Linked DNA regions of Homo sapiens: regions 1 and 2 are each linked to region 3. A link is a loop called in an ENCODE intact Hi-C map of the cell type or tissue named here. Cell type or tissue: PC-9. All regions are shown on one strand.

Evidence for each region. Peaks named below come from ENCODE experiments on the same cell type or tissue, not always from the same donor. Only the 100,000 strongest peaks of a DNase experiment are listed, where the experiment ranks them.
Region 1: it touches region 3 in a loop (2.5-fold over the local background); 14 of 110 quality-filtered maps call a loop at or near these places.
Region 2: it touches region 3 in a loop (4-fold over the local background); 10 of 110 quality-filtered maps call a loop at or near these places.

What each region holds. Positions count from the first base shown.
Region 1 is chr12:1,213,110-1,221,109 of GRCh38, forward strand. All of the region lies in intron 12 of ERC1 (ELKS/RAB6-interacting/CAST family member 1), which reads left to right. Among named protein-coding and RNA genes, the nearest start is that of ERC1, 230 kb to the left of the region's middle. In PC-9, no CTCF peak of the experiment used is centred here; a DNase peak (open chromatin) is centred at 4,232; H3K4me3 peaks cover 1,723 bases; H3K27ac peaks cover 1,866 bases.
Region 2 is chr12:1,495,547-1,503,546 of GRCh38, forward strand. It overlaps ERC1 (ELKS/RAB6-interacting/CAST family member 1), which reads left to right. Exons shown (of 19, transcript NM_178040.4): 19 at 1-385. LINC00942 (long intergenic non-protein coding RNA 942) reads left to right here and starts at 4,945. Exons shown (of 2, transcript NR_028415.1): 1 at 4,945-5,230; 2 at 6,921-8,000. RefSeq lists enhancers at 4,242-5,441, 4,938-5,649 and a silencer at 7,202-7,400. In PC-9, no CTCF peak of the experiment used is centred here; a DNase peak (open chromatin) is centred at 4,825; H3K27ac peaks cover 1,170 bases.
Region 3 is chr12:1,580,558-1,588,557 of GRCh38, forward strand. The region is part of intron 1 of FBXL14 (F-box and leucine rich repeat protein 14); the gene reads right to left. Among named protein-coding and RNA genes, the nearest start is that of FBXL14, 10 kb to the right of the region's middle. RefSeq lists enhancers at 1,112-1,161, 7,285-7,944. In PC-9, CTCF peaks have their summits at 3,108 (motif pointing left) and 3,311; a DNase peak (open chromatin) is centred at 3,054; H3K4me3 peaks cover 363 bases.

The DNA of each region.
Region 1 (8,000 bases), 370 kb before region 3:
ACCTAGCATTTAGTCTAGTTTTCTGACCTACCGGTATTTTTTTTCTAGATGTAAAATTATTTCCTGACTCTTTCTGCCTAAATCTTTTGGCTTCCATTTTGACTATTCACATAAAGAGGGAAAAACCCCATAGTGTCTTACATTTATTTAGTACCTAGTAGCTTAAAGTGCACTTTCACATTCACCATCTAATGTGAGTGAAGAGACAGATTCTGTGGAAGAACTAAACTCATCTGGTCATACTCATCATTTCAAGTGGGAAGAAAGTGGTAGCTTTGAAAAGGAAGAGTGCGTAGAAATACTGTTGTAGAGTCGAAACTTGCTTTCAGAGGAGTTGAGTTTTAAGACCGGGTGCGGTGGCTCATGCCTGTAATGCCAGCACTTTGGGAGGTCGAGGTGGGCGGATCACTCAAGCTTAGGAGTTTGAGACTAGCAGGGCCAACATGGTGAAACCCCATCTCTACTAAAAATACAGAAACTGCCTGGTTGTGGTGGTGGGCACCTGTGGTCTTAGCTACTTGGGAGGCTGAGGCAGGAGAATCTCATGAACCCAGGAGGCAGAGGTTGCAGTGAGCCGAGATCACTGCCACTGCACTCCACCCTAGGCGACATAGCAAGACTCCATCTCAAAAAAAAAAAAAAAAAATTGCCACGCATGGTGGTGCATGCCTATAATCCCAGCTACTCGGGAGGCAGAGGCACAAGAGTCACTTGAACCCAGGAGGCGGAGGTTGCAGTGAGCCGAGATCACGCCACTGCACTCAGCCTTGGTGACAGAATGAGACTCTGTCTCCAAAAAAAAAGAAAAAAAATAAGGAAAAGTTGAGTTTTTAAAAAAGGAAATGAATCCATATGAGAATGCCAGGGTACTTACATCATTGGATATGCTGCACTTTTGGAAAGAAAAAAGACACTGAAAGATGAAATTTCCTAAGAACAGAGGAATACATGCTGTTAACCATGGTAATAGAATCCTGGTAAGGTAACAACTCTGTAGAGCAGTGGGTTTCTGCCTTCTGATTTATGTACTATGTACACCATCTTCATTTCATATTTGGTATCAGAGATCTCCCAGGTAAACAGTATTTGCTTATAATTTCTATAGTAGAGAGGTTAAAAGTATCGTAGTTACAGTCAGACAGACCTGAGTTTGAGTACTAGTTCTAGGATGTTTAAAACTGATTTTGGGTAATGATTTAATTTTATTGAAGGTTTGCTCTTTTCATTTTTAGTGTGGAGTTAATAAAACCTCATAAAACATTTTGAATAAGATGATAAATATGCTGTGATAAACATTAAGGTCCTTGGTATATAATAAGTACTTGTAAGGGTTATTATGGTATTATATTTAGCATAGCGCTAGAGTTAGATATAAACATATAACACATAACTTCAATAGTATCCTCCTTCCCTCCACTCCCCGCCTCCCGGCCTCCCCTCAAAGAGTGAAGAAGAAGCATATTCCATGTTTGTTTGGATCTTAATGAAAGGGCAAATTTAGATATTTAAATTTATATATTAACATATAAAACATAAATATGCGTGTGTGTATACATACACACACACACACACACACACACACACACACACACATATGTTTGGGGTGAGGAGAAAAAGGATATGTTAGTAACCTCTTGCAGTGTGCCAAATCTTACGCTAAGCATTTTCCATGCATTATTTTATTTACTTCTCACAGTTCTATAAGAGATGGGCATTATTCCCATGTCATAAATAAAAAAGATAAGAACACTCTGAAGCTTAGAGAGGCTAAAGATCATATAGATAATGAATAGTGAACCAGCATTTAACCTAGAGCTCTTTAGCCCTTAAAACTTTTGCTTTTAACCACTCTACCATTTGTATTCCTGTTAGGAGTCTCCTCACATCCCTTGGGAGACCTTGAACATATTCTGAGATTTACAAGTTACCATGTTAATTTTATGATTTTGTATTTTCATTTCAATGACAATAAAAAAGTTTATATACATATTCTGGATCACCTGGGTGACTGTCTTACAATGAAATACCCTATGTAGTTTCATTTATATTTATGGATATCATCTCATTGTCTTCAGGTATTACTGTTATAATTGTCATGGGCCAATGAGAAAAGAACAGTGGTGGGCCTAATCCATACTGTTGCTTTTTATCCAAGCAGAGTTCAAATGATGTCATAATGTACTATAAGCAGCAAACTTTTTTTAAAAAGTAATTTGACAAAATTTCTGAGACAGTTGGATCATCTTACAGCTCAAAACAAAACAACTTGGACAATAGTAATAAGTACCATGAGTGCACTGTGAGCAGCAATTTAACAGCATATTCAATTAATACTGGTACTTTGCACTATGTCTTTTGGTTTGAATTGCATTCAATTTGGGAACTCTAGATCTAATATTTGCATTTTTTACAGTATTACAATTTATCAGTGGATCTAGAAAATATTTTCTTTTATAATTATACTATATTATACTATCATCTAGATACAGACCCTTTAGCTCATGGAGATGAAGGAATCAGTTCTGTTTAGGGGAGTGCTGGAAAGCTTTGCCAAGATACTGCCATTTAAGCTTCTTCTTGCAGAATGAGTGCATGTATGCTCTTATGCTCGGCAAAGACAGGGTAAGGGAAAGGGCAGGGACATGAAGACATCTGAAAAGGCAAAAAAACAAAAGAATCTTTTCCTCATGCTTACTGCATGAGGGAATATTAAAAATATAGGTTATTGTTAAAGACCTTTAGTGCTAATTAAGGGAATATGGATTTTATTACGTAATTAGTGTGAATCCAAAAAAAGCAAAAAGTGTGGGAATATAAACAACTTTTATAATTCAATTGTGTGCATATGGAATCTTTGTAAATTAAGTCATGTTTTACATAAAACCAGAATCTTATTGGTTAAAGACTATTTGGAAATGGAATGTAAATGTTTTTGTATGAAAATAAATTGTCCCCAAATTTTCAGATTTACAAGTTACCTTTTTTTTGGTCTCCCCCTCTCCTTCCTTCTTTCCGTTCTTTTCCTCTAGGCGCATCCTTTAATAATGAAATCAGAAACTCGTAACTTTATTCTTCTCTCCCATCTCACTGGGATATTTTAGCGATTAATAGTATTCTACCCATTTGATTTAATGATTTTTATTTTATTTTAACTAACATTTATTGAGAAAACTACATATGAGATTTTCTGATCACTAATATTTATTTGCACAGAAAAAGGTGTTACTATCATTTACTTAATAGATCTGCTTTTATTAATGATTTTATGCCTTGATTTCCCACAGTTAGCCTCCAGCTGTTACTTCTGTATTATGCATGTTAGAGTGAAATGTCCAAATTAAATTAGTTTTTAAGCTGAGCCCTGTGAAATCACCAGGTGGAGAAATACGGATGGCATATTATTCCTGCATATGCATTTTCATATGCTATTGGTGCAGTGTAATTCAACTGTAGCATTCACAACTTTCATCATTGACATAGCCTTGGTGGGGTCGGGGAGGAGGGATGGGGGGTGGGGGGCGGGGGGAGTAAATGGAATGATATGTACAAAAACACTTTTCAGCTGGGAAGAGTGAAACAAGTTAATAGGAAATAAAAGGCCATATTGTCTATTCAGACTAGTACGTTACTTTTCCAGAGTCATGGGGCTAGCAACCACTATATGTCTGACTTCTACCAAGAAGGGTTGAATCCCTGGTTGATCCTGTGAGGCCTGAGGCATATAAACAAGAAACATGAAAGGGAGAGGAAAATTAAATGAAGTGGGAGTGTTGCAGAATAATAATACAATTAAGGGAGAAAATAATAGAGGTAGAGGAAGAGGTTATATACACTTATTTCTCTTACTATGAACATTTTACTTAGAAGTGTAAGGTTGTATGTCTTGTTTGATACAGTGATAAAAATTATGATAATGCTTAACAGAAATGGGTGCTTTGCTCCATAAAAGTGCTCCGTGCTTTCCTCTGTCATTATGAATTAATCAGCAAGAAATCCAGAAGTGAACAACATAAAAGTATTCCCTCTCCTCCTTTTTTTAAACAGTGAAAAAAGTTGACAATATATTTATTCTGTCATAGATCCAAAAAGCCAAGCCTGCGTTTTAAGGCAGGGTTTTCTTTGGTTTTCTATTTCTCAGCCACACCTTCAGATTTCTTGGCACAGTACAGTCATAGCATTGTGTCATATCCTTGGTCTGTTTTATCAGACTTTATAAATTGATTCTGACTGTACCAGCAGTACTAGATTCTTATCTTTACACAGTTTGGGAAATGGACAATGACTCTTTTGGAAAAACAGCTCTATAAATTGTGCTGTGGTATGTGAGAATGGGTTCTCTGCTTTGCTTTTCCTCTAGCCTGCTGCCATTCCTAGACAGTGTCATTTCTCTGATTTAGGGCATTGTGTAGCTGTTCTGGGTAGAGTAAACCTGCCTCTAAATGTGGAACAGATTGTTACCCGTCAGAATTCTCCACCTTGGAATGGTGACACTGAAAGATACAATTCAGCTCTGGCCAACACCTCCTGTCTTCCCAGTTCACTTACTCTCGTCTCCACTCCAATTATTGCATCTAATTAGGACCTTGAAACAACAACCTACTACTTTTTTTTGTTTGTTTTGAACCTCGTATGGCCTCACACTTCCTTCCTTACCCGGGTCAGATTTCATGGTCCAGCAGTATAATTACTCCCTTCTAAATCCCCTTGACTTACTTGCTTTTCTCTTTTGTCACACTTGCTTGCAAAACCTCAATCCTGATTTAAAGCAAGTGTCTTCCTACACTGCCTCTGCCCTGAGCAGCTTTATGTTACCGGGCAAGAAGAGTCACAAAGCTTTGCAGACTGGTCTCACATTGAATTTATGGCCACAGATCTCAAATTGCTCCTAATTCTGCAGGCAGTCCTAATTAAGAGGACTATTAGATTTGATTTCCCATCCTCAGAGGTGACTGTATCATTCTGTTCTCTTATCAAATCTGCAAATCCTTCGCCTCCACTCAAAGTTTCTGGCTTCACTTGATATTTCTTTGAGAAAATTAAAATAATTGGATGCTACCCAGTTTGTCTCCTCATCAAATCTACCAGCCTACTTGCATCTATACCTGGAGCCTTTGCCTGAATAGTGCCACTATTCCTGAATTCACCTCTGCTGCCTTTTCTGTTAATCCTATCCCAGTTGCCCAACCTAAAGATGCTTCTCCCTCATTATCCTTCTCCCTCCTTTCAAATTTTTGCTTTCTCCTTGTTCACAAGTGTACTAACCTGCCTTTAGAGTTCCACTTAATGTCTTAAAAAAAATCGTTCTCTTGATGTGATGTCTTATTCTAGTTGCCACCCTGTTTCTCTCTTCCCTTCTCAGCAAATCTTATTTAAAAAATTGACTGTAGTTGCTATCTGCCTTTCCTTACCTTTCTTCAAGTTTGTTTAATCAGGCTCCTATTTTTAGTAGTCTTACGAAACTGCTCTTGTCAAGTTATCATAAATATCCATGTTACCAAATACAGAAATCACTTCCATGGCCCCATCTTAACTTTACCTTTCAGCATCATTCTACACATTTCCTTCCTTGAAACACTGTTTTCTTCTGGTATCTCTGATACCAGTGTCTCCTTATTTTCTCCCTCTTTCACCTGTCATTCCTTTTGTGGTGTTTCTGATTCTGCCACTTTCCTCTAGACCTCTAAAAGGCTCCACTCTCAGTCCTATTCTCATATATATATATATACACACACACACACACACACACATATATATATATATTCTCAGACTTTTCTTTTTTTTGAGATGGAGTCTCACTCTGTCGCCCAGGCTGGAGGGTAATGGTGCCATCTCAGCTCACTGCAACCTCTGCCTCCCAGGTTCAAGCAATTCTCCTGCCTCAGCCTCCTGAGTAGCTGGGATTACAGGCATGCACCACCACGCCTGGCTAATTTTTATATTTTTAGTGGAGACAGGATTTCACCATATTGGCCAGGCTGGTCTTGAACTACTGACCTCAGGTGATCCACCCGCCTTGGCCTCCCAAAGTGCTGGAATTACAGGCATGAGCCACCATGCCTGGCCTCAGACTTCTTCAAGTCTAAGGCATTCATTATCAAAAACACAGCAATAGCTACCAAATTAATAATATACAAGGTGCTCCAGAATACTCTACTTATTACCTACACAATGTCTTTAGTTAAATATCAAATTTAGTTTTACTCAGAACAGATCTCTTGATCTGGCCCACCTTTTTCAAAACCTCTTCTTCCCCAGTTTCCCACCCTCAATAAATGGTACTACCATTCACTCATTGTGCAGGCAATAAATCACCAAGCAATCCTTGATTTTTCTTACTCCCTACGTTAAATCTATTAGTAAGCCCGATCACACCTCAAAAATGTATCTTTAATTCAATGATTCCATTCGATTCTCTCTATGAACCATTATCCGTTGCTCAAATTACTGCAGCTGTTTTCCAATGGCTATCTGCTTCTATATCACTTCTGTACTAGTCCCATCTCTGTAGCAATCAGACTGAACTCTCTTTTTTTTTTTTTCTTTTTTGAGACAGGGTCTCACTGTTACCCGGGCTAGAGTAGCCTGGCGTAATCTCGGCTCACTGCAACCTCTGCCTCCCAGGCTCAAGCCATCCTCCCACCTCAGCCTCCCAAGTAGCTGGGACTACAGGTGCACACCAACCATGCCTGGCTAATTTTTGTGTTTTTTGTAGAGACAGGGTTTTGCCAAAGAGCAGGGAGTACAGGCATGAGCCACCGCACCTGGCCTGAACTGAACTCTTAGACATTGTCACCCCTTGGGTTAAAACCTTCCTGTGTTCTCCCATCATACACAGTGAAACCCAAGCTCCTTCCACAGCTTAGGCTCTGTATCCTATGGCTTCTTGCCACCCCTGTAACCCCACCACAACCTCCCCTTCCATATACTCCACCTATCAGCTTTTTTGTTGTTGTTAAAACAAGCTAAGCATTTTCTATCCTCAAAGCCTTTGTAGTTATGATTCTCTGTGCCTCTTCTCCTAGATCATTATATGTCTCTTCCCTGACCATTGTAGCTGAAATACACTGTTTGTCACATCCAGTGTCTCCATTACATTGCTTGTTTTAATTTTTTTCTTAGCACATGTCACTGTGCTATGACATACTTTTTTGTTAGTTTATGTTCCCGCCTCCCCCTTTTAAAAATAAGTTCAATATGTTTGTTGAGGGTGGGGACATTGTATTCTTTTTTCTTCCTTAGCTGTATTTAACTCTTGGCAGGCATTCAGTAAATATTTGCTGAATAGATGTGCGAGGGCTGGCTCTTTTCTGAAAAAGTTGACAGTTGAGAATGCATGCTAGTTTTAAATTATGGACAAATATGTGGCTTTACATCAGTTGAGAGAAACTTGAATGTTTATTAGGTTACTGTTATTTTTATTTGTGTTTTTGAGCAATTCTTTTGTACTTTGTGATAACAAGTAATTGCTTCCAAATGAAAAAGACTTTTCCAGTGACCTGCAAAGCTCTTCAGCAGGGATTGGCAAACTACAGCTCATCTGGCACCTATTTTTGTAAAACCTGCAAGCTAAGAATGGGTTTTACATTTTTCAAGGGTAACAAAAAAGAAAAATATATGAGACAGATTTTACATGATTCACAAAATGTGAAATATTTGCTCTCTGATCCTTTACAAGGGAAGTTTGCTAACCCTTGCTGGAGGCGGTGGCCCTCATTACCTGCCTTCCTCATTAGTGGCCTGCTGCATCTGTCTGCTTCACCTGGGCCTCGTGCCCATTCGCATTTGCTGTTTCCTTCGTGAGGAACACTCAGGCTCACTCCCTTACTTCCTTCACATCTTTGCTTAGCTGTTGCCTTTGCAGTGGAGCCTTTCCTGAGCACTTAATTTAAATTCCAATCCCGCCACCCATTCCTACACACCTTATCTCCTTTCTTCTTTTATTTTTCCCATTGGACTTATCACTGTCTGACATACCATGTATTTTTCTTATGTTCTCTTTC
Region 2 (8,000 bases), 85 kb before region 3:
TGCTGGCCCATCGCAGGACTAGCCCAGGCACCTGCCGGGCATTGCAGGATATCCAGTGGGGCCTGTGACTGCTCCCTGATGCGTCAGAAGAGAAGTGTTGCACTTTAGTGGAGGAGCTGAGGAGCACCTGCCCCCTTGTAGCTTGAGTTCCTTTTGGTAACAGTAGCAGCCTCCATGGTGGTGTCTGGGATGCACGTGCACCCGCTGCCTTCAGCTGTATGTGTGTGTTCCTGCTGGAGTTGTGTTACTGACAGGATAATGACATTACAAAGAAATTGTGTTATATTCAACTTTGCCTTGATAATTATTGTAAACACTTTGTTCATTTTTTCTTTTTTATTCACAAACTAAATCCACCAGGAAATTATAAAGTTATTTAAAAACCGTGCTGTGTCCTTCTTTGAGTGTCACCCAGCTGATCATCCAGGCAAGGTGTGTCCCCAAATGCTAGAAAAGATGGACAAGGTCTGCAGTGCCCAAGAGGCCAACTCCAATGGCAGGCAGCCCGAGGGCCAGGGGTCCCAGGATTTACGGTGGGTGTGGGAGTCATCACAGCCCTGACGGGCATGAGCCTCCTTTCCCTTCCCGCCTGATCTCCGGGTTTGCAGCTTTTAAAGTCAATTCCCGGTTCCCTTTTTCCTTCTTTCTACCCTCAGCCCCGGGCCAGGTTATCCGTATCAGGTCTCACTGTTCCAGAGCTTAGAGTAGGTGCCCAGCGCTGAGGGATGGTGCTGCTGTTGTACCAAGGTAGAAGAGCCAGAAGGGCGGCCACCAAGGGAGGGCTTTGCCCAGGACTGGGACTCAAGCTTCAGCAGGGCGCGTTCTGATGCACTGACTCTGGGGCGTGCAGGCTGGGTCAACAGAAAGTGTGTGTGCCAAGAGTAAAAGGAGCCGAGAAACCCTGTGCTTGGACGCGGCTGTCATTTCCAGCTTTGGGATTTGTCTTGGGCTTTATGCTCAATAAGAAATTATTCTGGAGGATTTCTTTTATGAGAATTACTTTTCTGCTTAGCCACACTTCTGTGTCTGCCCGAGAGAGGAATCAAGCCAGCTTGCTGCATTCCTTCCCTCTCCCGTGTAAATTCTGCCACACGCTGGGTGTTGGCTCTTGGGAATTGTAGCAAGAGAGTCCAAACTCGTTCTTCCCGGTCGGCCCTCCCAGTGCCCAGGTCCCACCCTGGCCTCGCTCTCTGCAGCCACAGCAGCTGTTGGGAAGCTCTGCCAGGGGAGACGTGCCCGGGAGACAGGGCGCTGTGGACACGGCTGCAGGGCTGAGGTTGCTTGTACTTTCATCATATGAAGCAGGAACAATTTTACTAGCCGAGCATGTATTATTCTGCACAATATAAAATCACAACCACAAGCAAATGTGTCCACAGAAAGCTGTCAGATTACACTGGTCAGCTGTTTCCAAGGTTTCCCATTCATCTTTTTTACTATTTATTCACCCTGCATTCTACCAGTGCCCAGTTGCAGGCAAGTGGACACCGACAATAGATTTAAAGAAAATATGTGAAAACTTTTAAGAATTCCATCCATTAATTTTTTTTCGGAACTGAGAGAAGATAACTAGTACTTTATTTTTGAGGTGGAATATCTCAGGCTGGCTCAAAAATGATTAGGAGCTACTTAGGGACTGGGTGCTGTAGCTGAAACCTTTAATCCCAACACTTTGGGAGGCCAAGGTGGGAAGATCACTTGAGGCGAGGAGTTCGAGACCAGCCTGGACAACATAGTGAGACCTCTCTCGTTACAATAAATTAAAAATTTAGCAGGGCATGGTGGCATGTGCCTATAGTCCCAGCTGCTTTGGAGGCTGAGGCAAGAGGATGACTTGAGCCCAGGAGATGGAGGCTGCAGTGAGCTGCAGTGATCACACCACTGCACTCCAGCCTAGAGGTGCAGAGAGAAACCCTGTCTCAAAAAAAATAAATAGGCTCTGGGGCTGGGGGGAAGCTGGTGTGAGGTTTGTGAGCCTTCCCAGGTGTCCTGGAAAGGGCCCAGACTCGCAGACTGCAGCCCTGGGCTGCCGCTTGACCTCCCAGCCTCTTCTTCACCTCTGAAAGAATGCCTCCTTCATCCCTGTCCCCAGCCTAGGTCATAATGAAGGTGCCGTAGGATAATCTTTTTCCTTTTTGAAATTTTCTTTACAGAGCATAAATTGCTTTCTTAACATCTGCGATTCACTTAAAAATAATCAAGCATGTCTGTCGGGGAGGAGCAAGGGCGTGGAGACAAAAGATGGGCCAGAGGTCGGTAATTATGAAGCTGGGGAACTGCGTGCATGGGGTTTGTAAGTCCATTCTCCTTATTCTTGTGTTTGAATGTTTCCTGAATCAGTTAAATATTCACATCCTTCAACTGTACTTGCCCATACAGGCCTCTTCCTCCGAAGATCCAAGCACTCTGCATTCACAAAGGGCCACCGTAGCGCTCCGTTCAGAATTTGTACTTCCCTGTGTTCTAGACTCCAGGCTACAAATAATAAAAGCTAGTGACATGTGGACCACCTGCCAGCTTCAGTTCTGAGCACTGCACAGGTTTGGTGTCGGTTCACCTTCACAGCAGTCCTACAAGGTGGGTACTGTTATCCCACTTTACAGGAGAGGCACAAAGTGGACGCACGACCTTCCCAGCGCCACACAGCATGTTAGTGGTGAGACTGGAATTCACACCCGACTCTGTCTCCAGAGTGTGTGTTCTTCAGCCCACTGCTGTGGCCACCTCCCGGGGAGGACAGTCTGCTGGGGACAGCTAAGCCCAGTGAAGTGCAGTGGGGCACGAGAGCAGGCAGTGCTCGTCACACAACTTCAACAGGTGGATTTTGCCGGAAAAGGGGGTGAAGGGAAGCCAAAAAGACAGATGAGCAAGACCAGGGAGGTAGGAAAGTACGAGGAGGGCACTTGGGACAGCAAGTGGCCAGTGTGGACAGAGGACATGCGTACTGCCTGGCTTCAGAGCGACGAGGCGCGGCCGTGGCCGCAGGTGCAGCATGAAAGGGGATCCCCAGTGCCCTAGGAAGGAGGCCAGCTTGGGAGACACGATCTCACAGCCCCAGTGGTCCCGACCCCTCCCCAGCTACCGACGAAGAAAAGCCTCCCCAGGGGCTGATATAAAAAAGCAAAGGAAACACCCCTGGGCACATGCATTCTGGAGCTGCCAGCGTGTGACCTGAGGGAGGCTCCCCAGGCCACGTGCAGAGAAGCTACATGAGGGGACTCTGCTTTCCTAAGGGAAGGAGGATGTTCTTATTGATACATTGAGAGACACATCTGGCTCTGTCACCCAGGCTGGAGTGTAGCACTGCAATCATAGCTCACTGCAGCCTCGACCTCCTGGGCTCAAGTGATCCTCCTGCCTCAGCCTCCTGAGGAGCTGGGATAACAGGTGTGTGCCACCATGCCCAACTAATTTTTTAAACTCTTGTAGAGATGAGGTCTCACTATGTTGCCCAGACTGGTCTTGAATCCTGAGCTCAGGCAATCTTCCCTCCTCAGCCTCCCTAAGTGCTGGGATATAGGTGTTAGCCAAAGCACCAGCTGACATGGGACATTGTTTTTACCGCATCCAGGCAGGTGGGCCCTTTAGAAAGGGCATCACTCAATCTTCAGTTACTCAACATGAGGTCTGTATTTTGCCTCCCTTCACCTGCTTTTCTGGCAGAGAAACTAGAAATGAAAGATTAAGTTGCCCTGAGTTATACAGCAACTTAACTGGACCTGGGTTCAGAATGGGTCCATCGCTGCCAAACCTTTCTCTGGCCCCAGACTCCCTGACAGCCTCAGAGGGGTTGAGGCATCAGGGCCACACTGTGGCTGGGGGTTTCAGAGGAAAGAGAAAATAACATGCGTGGCTTGGTCACCATTACGGTGGATGTGAGTCACGTCAGGATTTCAGGCTCCGTTTGGCTCTGGGCAGTTGATTTCCTGGGAATGAGGCGATGAAGCCCTATGAATGTTCTCTCCTCCAGGCCCTCAATGGGACAGGAATGAGGTTTGCAGCTTGGTAGTGCCACTCCAGCCCTCCCTGTCCACAGGGACCATTCCTTTGCCGTGTCGTCTGGGGAAGAAGCCATCCCCTGCCATAGGCAATGGCTTACAGGGTGACCTGGGACATCCGTGCCTTCGGCTGGGTTCAGCCGTGAAGCACTCTTCTTCCCAACTCCTCCTGCTGCTCCCAGCGTGCGACATTCATCTTTCCCTTCCCAAGTTAACGCTCAGTTCTGTCTTGGCCGCCTTGGCACCTTCCCGGCCCCTCAGTCTCGGTCTCCACAGCACTTGGTCGGCTCAGCCTTGTTCGTGCGAGTCAAGAACTTGAGCCGCGCTGCTCTGAAGAGGGAGAGTCAGATGTGGGCAAAAAAAGTGCATCGAATGTCTGAGAAACTTCCATAACAAAAAGCCATCTCTGGCATCTGAAAGAATTCACGCTCGAAAGATGGTTCCTGCTTGGTTTGTCTTGGGCTTACACTTTTTTATTACTATGATTTTATTCTTCAGGGTTGTGGGAATCTGCATCTTGACTTGGACCTGGCCCGTGTGCAGGATGTAATGGGCTGATGTGCCTGGACTCCTCCCTCTGCATTTGTGCAGTGCTCCCGTGCCGGGAACACAACCCAGGAACAAGGACTTCCGTGCGACGGTGCCCCGGCCACCACCACGCCTCCCGCAGCAGCCAGGCCCGGGCCTTGAGGTCAGCAGTAAACCCCAGGACACAGGCAGTGACCCTAGACGAGCAGGGCAGGTCCAGGTGACGGGAGGCGTGCCACGTTTCTCCATCCCGAAGTTCTTCTTGGTTTTTATCCTAAGTACTGATGTCAGGATGACTCGGCAGCTTTGACGAGCCATCTGGCCCTTTAGGCAGGAAGCCAGTTGGCCTTCCTCCTCCCACTGTCCCGCCTGGGCACTCCCATGGGGCTGGCTGCAGGGGGACTGACCTTCTCAGGGGAGGCTGCCTCCGGCTTCACCGCTCCTCCCCGAGCACAGCCTTTGTGGGGCCTACGGGGCAGTAGGAGACAGGACGCTTGTCCTGCGGAATGGCAAGGAATCAGCTCTCCATTTCAGGGCAAAGTGGGGCCTGGATTGTGGGCCTTGAACATGAAGGCAGGTGGGCGAGGGACTAGGGGACCGCGTGAGGCCCGACGTGCACACGGCAGGGCCCGGCACCCATGGTTGCGTTCGGTCGGCCTTGGCCGGCTGGCTCCTGCTTGGAAACTTGCTGGGTGGTGTCTGCGGTAAGTCGGTGGCATTATTCCCAGGGGCTGTGAGGAAACCCTCATATCGTTTGTCCTAAAGCCTAGGATCTTGGAAACAGGACCATCACCCTTATAGAGGTCATCCCCCTCTGACCAGACCCTATTCCAAGGCCATTTCCTGCGTCTAAAATCCTCCGTGGGTGTAGAAACCAGCTAGAGATGGGAGCACTGAGGCCTGCAATGGGAGCTCTCCTGGAGACGTGAGGGCGTTGCCGGCCTCTTCACGCTACCCCTGCTCCAAGACCACCTCCAGCCCTCACAGAGGCCTCTGGGCCTGCCCTCCTGAGAGACCACTCCGGGCAGGGCTGTGGTGCCCACCCCATCCCCAAGAGGTCAGATACCAACAATCAGATTGTTTCTGCTTGAGGAGGGAAAAAAAGCCCAGATGCCAATCCACCAGCCTCATCATCTGGGGCCGCGTCATCCTCCTGCAGGGATGGTCTCTTTTTATTTTCTTTTTTATTTTTTATTTATTTTTAATCTTTTTTTTTTTTGAGATGGAGTCTCGTTCTGTCACCCAGGCTGGAGTGCAGTGGCACAACCTCAGCTCACTGCAACCTCCGCCTTCCGGGTTCAAGCTATTCTCCTGCTCCAGCCTCCCGAGTAGCTGGGATTACAGGTGCCTGCGGCCACGCCCAGCTAATTTTTTGTATTTTTAGTAGAGACGGGGTTTCACCATGTTGGTCAGGCTGATGTCGAGCTCCTGACTTCAGGTGATCCATCCACTTCGGCCTCCCAAAGTGCTGGGATTACAGGCGTGAGCAACAGCACCTGGCTGGGATGTTCTCTTGAATGAGAGCTTTGTCTGCCCTGCCTGTCAGTCACTGTGACAAAGGGGACCCAGGCAGACTGGAGCCCAACATTGGATCCTTTGCCAGGATGTCACGTCATGGGGTTCAAGCCGCAGCATGCAAGCCATCCCTGGCTCCGGTATCTCTGAACTCTCCTACATGGACTAAATGTCACAAAAGCCCCTTGAAGAGTCCCCAGGCAACCTCCGCGGTGAGAGAGCACTTAGATCTCCATTGCCTCCCACCCAAAACAGGAGCCTGCTTTCCTTCTCCTGTCCCCTCACTGACTGCAAGCCCCTTGAGGGCAGGGCATGTGTCTGTTCCTGCTTTTGGGTCCCCTGCAGACCCAGTCAAGCATGCCTGTGCACACACTGACCTTGCCAAGTGATCAGCGCTGATCTGATGACTTGCAGGCTTCCCAGGGCTTCGTCTTCCAGGACCTTCTTTTCTGCAGCTGGCACAGTTCTAGCCCACGTCATTGGAGATGTGTCGGGCCTGAAAATATTAGCCTGGACATCCGTTACGACCCCAGCTTTCCCTGTGGGCGGGACAGGTCAGAGCAAGCCTGCGCGGTGGCTACCTGATGTCAAGGGGAATCCCACTTGCTGCCTCTGCGGAATTCCTTGTTTCCAGGCCAGGGTCCAGGACAGCAGGGTCTGCCGCAGCCTTAGCTGCCTTGGTGCCGGGCCTGACTGCATCTCCAGTGCAAGCAGCCAGGAGGGAGGGAAGCAGCTGTGTGAGGATCCGACCACGGCCTCCTCTCCTCTCCTCGCTCCCCTATGCTGAAATCTCCACACAGGTCCTCTGGTGCGCTTCGAACTTGTATTTCCTCCCAGGGGCACACAAGAGGCCTGATAAGTCTCCTTCTTTACTTCCAGGGAAACAGTACTGAGTCTGGTGAGGAGGCAAACGCTCAGAATCTACTGCAGGTGTTAGTTCTGCAGAGGAGTCTTCCTGCTTAAGGGCTCATTTGATGTTCTGGAAATTTGCCAGGTACTGAAATACAGCCAGTCTTCCCAAAGATTCCTCCGCTCCTCTGAGTGCACGTGTGTGTGTGTGTGTGTGTGTGTACAGCCACACAACCTGACTCTTTGTTCACACACACGGGCCCTGGCCAAGTGTGAGGGTCTCCACGTGACGAAGGAAATGAGTAAACAACTTCAACATTGTTGTTTCCCTCTGAGGCTTGCAAAGAAGGTGTTAAGAGCACAAGATTTAAATCATAAACTTTATTAAAAGCCAAACAGCCCAATGTGCGATTCTTGCCAACTTGGACAGAGTCTTTGGGGTAATGCTACACGGAGCTAATCCAGAAGGAATCGAGTGGAGGAAGACAGCAGGGTGGGGGTGAGCCCACGCGTCCAGCCAGGAGAGGCAGAGGGAGGCACAGCCCCGACACAGCCACCCACCCCGTGGCCAGAGCAGGGTGGCGCAGGAGCTGGCAAGACCTCTAAGCTGTTCCTGCTTCTGCTCTCCTCACACTGTTTCCTTAGCAAATGGAGCCTCCTTCACGCCTAAAGGGCCCAGAGCAAGGCAGGGGGAGGAGGGCCGACCCCTGCAAGACTGAGAACTGGCCAGAATTGCCCACTTGCTAGACTAGCAAGAGAGCGAAGTCCCAGTGGGTACCCCCGACGAAGGACACCCGTTCCTTACCCCCCACCCAGAGGCACCCTTCCTCCTCCAAACACAAGATGCTGCTCCAGCAGGGGCAGGGACCATGTCAGCCTCCCACAAGACACACACGGGAAAGCCCTGCTTGTGAGGGCGCCACACCCAGGGCAGGAATCAGAATGAAGACACGACTCCACAGTGAGCACGGGGCTCAGGACAGGACCCAGCGTGGCAGACCAGCCAGAGAAGCTTTCACACTGCAAACAGCCCGCTCCACCTACACCCCGACTGGGCTCCACGACTCCCCGCAAGTGCCCTGCCACCTCAGGCACCTGCCCCCACGCCCA
Region 3 (8,000 bases):
TATTCTTCTCTAGTAATCCCTTAAAAAATAATTGCGGACCCAAACCTCTGGCCTCCAGCACATTTTCCACTTGATTAGAGGCCTTTGTGAGGTGGGGAAAGGGACCTGCAGACTTGTGTATTGTGCTGGGGCCTGAAATGTCCAGCTGGGATTTTTTCCCATCAAAAGGGGATTTTAGTAAAACCATTATCAGGGGCTTAGAGGAGAAAAGCTGTTGAGCTGCAAGTGAGGGGGCAGATTAGCATTAGCGGGCTTGCTTCTGGCCCCAGTGGAGGAGCGGGAAGGTGTTTGCAGCCACTTGCACACAAGTTCCTTAGTTTCTCTGCAAGTTCCTGGCAGGTGCAGAGGTAGGAATGAATACAGGAGTGGGAACTAACAGGCTTGAACAATGGCACAGGGAGGCTTTATCTCTGAAGTATCAAGCGGAAGGCAGCCCAAATCAGGAAGGACTGCAAGGTGTTGTTGATACCTGCTTCAGTGTGTAGACGGCCGTGGGACTGGCCTCATTGCTGTTATGTGTGGCCACGTCGCCTGGAATCCCCCACCCACAACACTCGACCCCTCTCGACAGTCTTCATAGACGGCGACAGGAAATTCAGAAACTGGGAAATGGCCATGCTGGAGTCCTTTAATGGGCGAATGGACACCTTTAGGGTGGGGGGTGGGTGTGCTGGTAGCAGCTAAAAGAGTACAGAGGAAGGTTAGGAAAGCAGCAGCAGTGGCTGTCAGCCTGCAAATCAGTGTCCGGGCTGTGTGGATTTGCAGACTGAGCCACGGGAACCTCCTGGGGAGAGGGTTTGGGGAAGGTCCCCTACAAGAGAAACGTGCATCATCTTGGGATTACTGGAGCCCTCAGCTATACCTTCCTCTGCAAAACGGAGCACAGAAACTGGAGTCACGTGGTTTGGATGGAGAATGTTGAAGCCAATAGAGTAATTGCTGCCTGAAGGGCCCATGTGAGGAATGTCGGAGCCGGCCTGTCCCGGAAATGCTTTTTCCTATGTGTCCTCTGTACACTGTTGCTCTAGCTTCCCGGCAGAAATGGGGTGTGGATGAAAACAACGTTGGTCCTGACGGCTGTGAGCACAGAACTAGAGTGACAGCCACATGCCTCCCGTAGGACATTTTCAGGCTTGCAGTGCTGCCACCTCAGAGGTCTCAGTCACACCAACATCCTCACGCCAGCCCAGTGGCCACATTCGCAAGAGATTTGTCTAGAGTCAAATTCAAAGGTTGTTTCTGTGGTTACAGAAAGAGGGCCTACCTTCTTGAAAATGAAGCCCAGGGCCGGGCCTGGTGACTCACGTGTGTAATCCCAGCACTTTGGGAGGCTGAGGCGGGTAGATCACCTGAGGTCAGGAGTTCAAGACCTGCCTGGCCAACATGGCAAAACCCTGTCTCTACTAAAAAATACAAAAATTAGCCAGGCATGGTGGCACGTGCCTGTAGTCCCAACTACTCAGGAGGCTGAGGCAGGAGCATTGCTTGAACCCGGGGAGCAGAAGTTGCAGTGAGCTGAGATTGCACCACTGCATTCCAGCCTGAGCAACAGAGTGACTCTGTCGAAAGAAAAGGAAGGAAGGAAGGAAGGAAGGAAGGAAAGGAAAGAAGGAAAAGAAAGAAAAGAAAGGAAGAAAAGGAAGAAAGAAAGAGAAAGAAGAAAGAAAAAGAGAAAGAAAGAAAGAAAAAGAAAAGAAAAGAAAGAGAAAGAAAACGGAGTCCAGGAAAGCTGTTCTTGGAGGCTATGAATCAAGGAGCAGCCCTCCCAGTTCTTCCGAGGAGCAGCTTTAGGAACTGCTGGTCCTCAGCGTTCACACATTCCCCTCACTCAGTTCTCATTCTGGCTCCTCAGCCAGCCCCGTTTTCTTCTTCTTGGCTTTGTGCAGGGTGATACGTGTTTGCTTTTCTTTCCTTTACAACCTGTATTCTCTGTTTGGGGTGCCTTCCCTGAATCTGTATTCTTTCAGTGTAGTCACTAAGAATGGCATATTTCAGCTATTACTTTCCAAAAGTTGCGCAGGGAGATGTTCTGCTTTCATAAGACCTTCACGGATGGTGCCAGGAATGAATGTAATTTGCCTTATGCACAGGCCCCAAGTCCCTGAAACTTTTCCTTTTTTATTTATTCTCTAACCAAAAATGACGTCTATATTACAGAGCTTATAAGCTGTGGCTCCTCTAGCCAATACAGCTTGGTAGAAGCATCTGCAGGGGATAACTGCCTCCACCTTTTTTCCCACTTCTACACCTGCCCTTCCCACTCACAGTTTGATTCCCCGAGGCCAGGCTGTTGAGTACCAGGAGGGCAAGACCCGAAGGCCTCTCCTGCCCTCAGCCTGTCTCTTCTTGTGCCATTCTACGGAATCTGGCTACATTGGCTCAGAAGTTATTTTTGTAAGTTCTGCTACCTTGTCCTAATGTCAGTTTTCTGTAGGAGGAATTTAGGTCACACAAGCAACTTTACTTCTTCGTCAGGGCTGTTATTATTTTCATCTTCATAGACTCTCTTATATTTTATGAAGATGTCTTCATCTGGGCAATAAAGATACTCCTTTTAATAAAAATTAAAAAAAATTAAAAAAAAGATACTCCTAAAATTTTAAAATGTTTTTTCCTGAAAGGCTCTCTAGAATTTGTCCTCACAGATACACTTCTGATTTTTCTTTTGTAATAAAAAAAACTAGCTCTTTTTCTTGCTGTTTAAATTGATACCTCCATGTATGACTAAAATTTTTCCCATTTTCTTCCTCCCAAACTCCCCAGATATGGCAATCTAAGAAGGATTTGTATGAAGTGCCCTTTAAGAAGAATTAGAAGTTTAAAGAGAAAAAAAAAAAAGCATTAGAAGTTAATGTTTGATTCTCTTAGCTCCAAAAGCAGAGAGCTGCAAAATAACACCTGGCTCTGGGGAGTAACCTCACTGATATTTTAAAATTCAATTTCATCTTTTCCAGGAAGTGAAATTCCTCATTTGTCAACTCTTACGCCTGGAGGAAATACTTTGCGGGTGCGGGTGAAAGAGAAAGGACCAGAGGGGATTTGTTAGATGGGAGGAGGTTGTGGTTCCCCTTGGGAAATAGCTTCCAACTCACAGACAATGCTGCCACCTACTGACAAGACCAAGACATGGGACGTGCAGACTTCGTGGATTTCTCCACTTTCTGTCTTCCACAGTGGAGGACATTTAGTTTTGCATTAACCATACTTTATTGTACTACCTTATATTGGACCCTAAAATCATGTTCATAAACTTGGGGTAAAGAAAAACACAAGGTCGGACTCCTAGTTTTAATAACTCCAGGACAGGTGTGGATATGATTCACAGCTGCTTCACAATGGGGAAGGTAAATTGTGTGTAAGAGGGTTTTTTGTTGTTTTTTTAAAGGGCTGGGGAGGCTGAAGCAACAGTCCAGAAGGAGACAATAACAGTTTTCCAGCCCTACCTTTCAATAATGTGTAGTGCTTGACTTTTACCTCTTAACCCACATATGCACATTTTTATTTCTAAAGAAAGCAGTTGTAGGCTCCTGCAATCTCAGCACTTTGGGAGGCCGAGATGGGAGGATCACTTGAGCCCAGGAGTTGGAGACCAGCCTAGGCAGCATAGCGAGACCCTGTCTCTACAAAAAAAAAATAATAATAGTAATAATGGGCATGGTGGCACATGCCTGTGGTCCCAGCTACTCGGGAGGCTGAGGTGGGAGGATTGCTTGAGCTCAGGAAGTCGAGGCTGCAGTGAGATATGATCACACCGCTGCACTTCAGCCTGGGTGACAGAGCGAGACCCCAACTCTAAAAATCAATAAAGCAGGGATGAAGCTGTTTGCTGCTAAATCCTGTGTCCTACGTTAATGAGTTTCTGCAGTTCCCCTTGTGATTCCATTGAAAATTAGACCCTTCTGTGTAGGGAAGAGAGAGGCCAGCTGCCTTCCTGGGGGTCATGCTGTTCTGATTGTTGACATCTGACCCTGAGCACAATGGCAGGGCATCTGTCTCAAGTGCACAGACATCAGCTAGGGCTGGAAGAGCCAATCCTCCATCTACTCCAGGCTCTGGAAACTTGAAGACCTTTTCTGCTTCGTACAACCGTCAGCTGTCAGCTGGATGAAGTTCAGGGGGCCACAGAACTTAACCATCCTGCTTTTACAGATTCCTGAAAACTGGCTAAATTCTGTGCATCTGAAGTAAATTAGGAAAGGTAGAAATTGTCACTTTCATCTTGTCATTTTCGTGTTGTTTGCTTAAGACACACGTACTGGCCATCTTGTCGTTGTTGTTGTTCACAGCAGTGGAGTTTTGGGCAATGAAGTTAAGGTTTAAATTACTGAAAGCAGAAATGCTTGTCTTCCATCTGAGAACATGAAGCATTTATTTGAGGGGCGTTTGCGGGCTTAACTGTTACAATTTCTCCCTTACTTTACTCATGTGTCCAATTTTAGCCTCAGTGATTGTTCTAGAGATTCTCAGAAATAGCAGGACTAATTTTTTTGGCTCCTCCCTGTTTAGTGACTACGTCTCAGAAAGCCTTGCCTTGGGCTAGAAAAAGGTAGCAGATGTGTGGCCGGGCGCGGTGGCTCACGCCTGTCATCCCAGCACTTTGGGAGGCCGAGGCAGGCGGATCACAAGGTCAGGAGATCGAGACCATCCTGACTAACATGGTGAAACCCCGTCTCTACTAAAAATACAAAAAATTAGCCGGGCGTGGTGGCAGGTGCCTGTGGTCCCCGCTACTCGGGAGGCTGAGCCAGGAGAATGGCGTGAACCCGGGAGGCAGAGCTTGCAGTGAGCCAAGATTGTGCCACTGTACTCCAGCCTGGGCGACAGAGCGAGACTCCGTCTCAAAAAAAAAAAAAAAATGTAGCAGACGTGTATGTAAATAATGCTAGTTTGAGGCCAAGATTTCCTAAGGAGAAATATTATGAACCTTGGTAGGAAATATTTCCTCATATCCTTTTTAGATGAGAAAAACAATGTTTTCCAAGCCATAGTAATTCCACATTAATATTTATGAAAAATTAATGTGGTCTCAACTGTTTTCCCACAGTCCAGTTCCAGTGTCTCAGATCCATGATGTAAGGAGTAATTGTTGACACCCCACTGTGTGGTAGGTCTGATCCTTCTGGAGTGTGGATTACGTAAATGGGGGAGTAATAAATATAAGAAGGTGCCTAGTATTAACAAATTAGACCCTTTTACTCTTTCTGGACAAGTGGGATTTGTAACTAAAACATCTGTGAAGTCAAGCCTTTTTGCCCTTGAATGAAGAGAAAATAGCTAGAGTTTTTGCAACTTGATTCTACTTTATAAAAGGATTGTGTGGCAGGTATTTATAGCATGTGAAATATGTGTGAGTTCCTAGCTTTGAAGCTCTCATGAGCATGTACTTCCAGCATTAGTATTCTGCATTACTATGTGCAACAAAGCAGTGTTTTGGAAACTGGCTCAAATCCTCTGAGAGCAACAGGCAACAGATTTGACAGTTAGCTACTTCAGTACCTTATAGACCATTTAACAACATGTACTAGTTTTTTGGTTTCCTGAATAACCCTATATAATGCTTGCAAACATGTCTAAGTTTGCATAAGGTAGTGCATATTAAATAGTAATAACTTTTAGCATTTGGGGTTTTTTTTTTTTTTTTACTCCTAATGAAAATAATATGCTTTGGTGTGGCACCTTTTAAGAAACTTTTTTTTAAGGCTGAGGTAGAAAGATCCCTTGAGCCCAGAAGTCCGAGATTGTAGTGAGCTCTGATCATGCCACTGCACTCCAGCCTGGGCAACAGAGCGAGACTCTGTCTCAAAAAAAAGACAAAAAATAATAATTTTTTTAAGAGATGGGGTTTTGCTGTGTCGCCCAGGCTGGTCTTGAACTCGTGTGTTCAAGTGATCCTCCCACCTCAGCCGAGTGAGTAGCTGGGACTACAGATGTGTGCCGTGCCTGGCTTGGTGCCACACATCTCTGAAGAGAGACAGGGTGGTGCTTTGCAGTGCCCCTGTGAGCCGCCTCCATGCTGGTCACCTTCTGCATTGGTCATTAAGTCTAGAGCAGCCCAGGTTCTGACACTAGGTTCTCCTCTAATTACCTAGGCAAAATCTTTTCCACTTTGTTAAGCATCTTTTCCCATTTATAAAATTAAATGTACCACATCTGCCAGATTTGGGAAAACAAAAATGTTGAGACAGAGAAACCGAACATTGTGTTATGACTGAGTTCTTCCACAGATCACACTCACATTCCTGACCTGGTCTCACTTGGGTTTCTCTGCTGCGCCACGGCTGCAGACCCAGTTCTCTTCTTTGTAATTGAGACTCATTTGTTTCCACTATCACAAATGCAAGTATCCTTGTAAGTTTTTTATAAGGATATAAAGCATTTGTTCCTTAAACAACTAAAGTGGCCGGGCGCGGTGGCTCATGCCTGTAATCCCAGCACTTTGGGAGGCCGAGGCGGGCGGATCACTTGAGGTCGGGAGTTTGAGACCAGCCTGACCAACATGGAGAAACCCCGTCTCTACCAAAGATACAAAATTAGCCGGGCGTGGTGGCACACGCCTGTAATCCCAGCTACTCAGGAGACTGGGGCAGGAGAATCACTTGAACCTGGGAGGCGGAGGTTGCAGGGAGCCAAGATCGTGCCATTGCACTGCAGCCTGGACAACAAGAGTGAAACTCCGTCTCCGTCTCAAAAAAAAAAAAAAAAAAAAATTGAAGTAGAAGAGTAATGAAATAATAGAAACTTAAGTCTTCTTTTTAAAGAAAATATGTGCACTTTTCTGGGTTAATAAATAGCAGGCAGAGGAATTCCACTTCGATTGTTTTATTGGGAGTGGGGGTTTAACATACCCCACTCTGGTGCTGCTCAGTTAAGATCTCAAGCTTACTTTCTTTTGCACCTCAACTGGAGGGCTTGGCTTTACATACGACCAAATATTCTGGGTTGGTAAAGGCAACTCCAGCAGGCAAAATCAGAGCAATCCCTGGAAAAGAGGAAAAAACTGAAACTGATCATTTGTGGACATTTAAATTTACCAATTGTCTAGAAATTCCATACAAGAGCTGAGATATATGCTCTTGTTCCAACTGTGCACTTACCTTTGATACTTCATTAAGTAAATTATTAATATTTGGCACTGATCTAAATATGCATGTCCCATCTGTTTTACAACTTTTTAAAAAATTTAACTTGCTGCCTGATAGTTAACCAAGTGCATTGACAGAAATGAGGTAAGTATGTGACCCAAGTCTGAGCTTAGGTTTGAATGCAGCTTTCTAATTTCTAATGCTGTGCTTTACTCATGATCCACATTATTTCATCAAAAAGCCTCACCCCTCTGACTCCTCAGGGGTTCATAATGGCACAAAATTTAGGTCTTGCCCTCTACTAAAGGGATGGAATTAACTTTTAAAAGGGGTGATGTTTGATGCAGGGAAGAGAAAGAGAACAGAGAGAGGGGACCACTAGATGACTTACTATAGTCCCTCCCTTTCTACCGCAGAACACAGCAGAGATCAGAGGCCAGGGCTTTCCCTTTCATAGAACTGGGAAGAGACAGTTGTCAGAAGCTGCATGAGGTCTTGGTTTTGTTTTACAAATCTGATCTTTTAATCAAGAGGTTCTTATTCTTTAGAAACACAGTGGTCCCTGGGGGCCACTACCCTTTCCCTTTGAAAACTTGAATTCGAATTCTCTAAGTCAAAAGTGAAAGGTTTTGTTTGTATTCTAAGACCAGCACCTATCTAGTAACCACTTCAGGAAAGCAGCAGGATTTGGGAGCTAGGCCATGCTTTAATTTACATATCATATGTCCTTATGTAAGAGAAAGTTCATACCTTTCAAAAGAAAAAGGAACGTTTGCTTTTTTACATCTTTGTTGTTCATCTGACTCATGAAAGAACATGATCGGTTCGAGTTTATTTTTAGGATATACTGGTACTGGCTTTTAGTTTTAGTAAATGTTAAGTTGGACAAGTTAGGGGCCTAGCTTGGGAGCTGCAGAA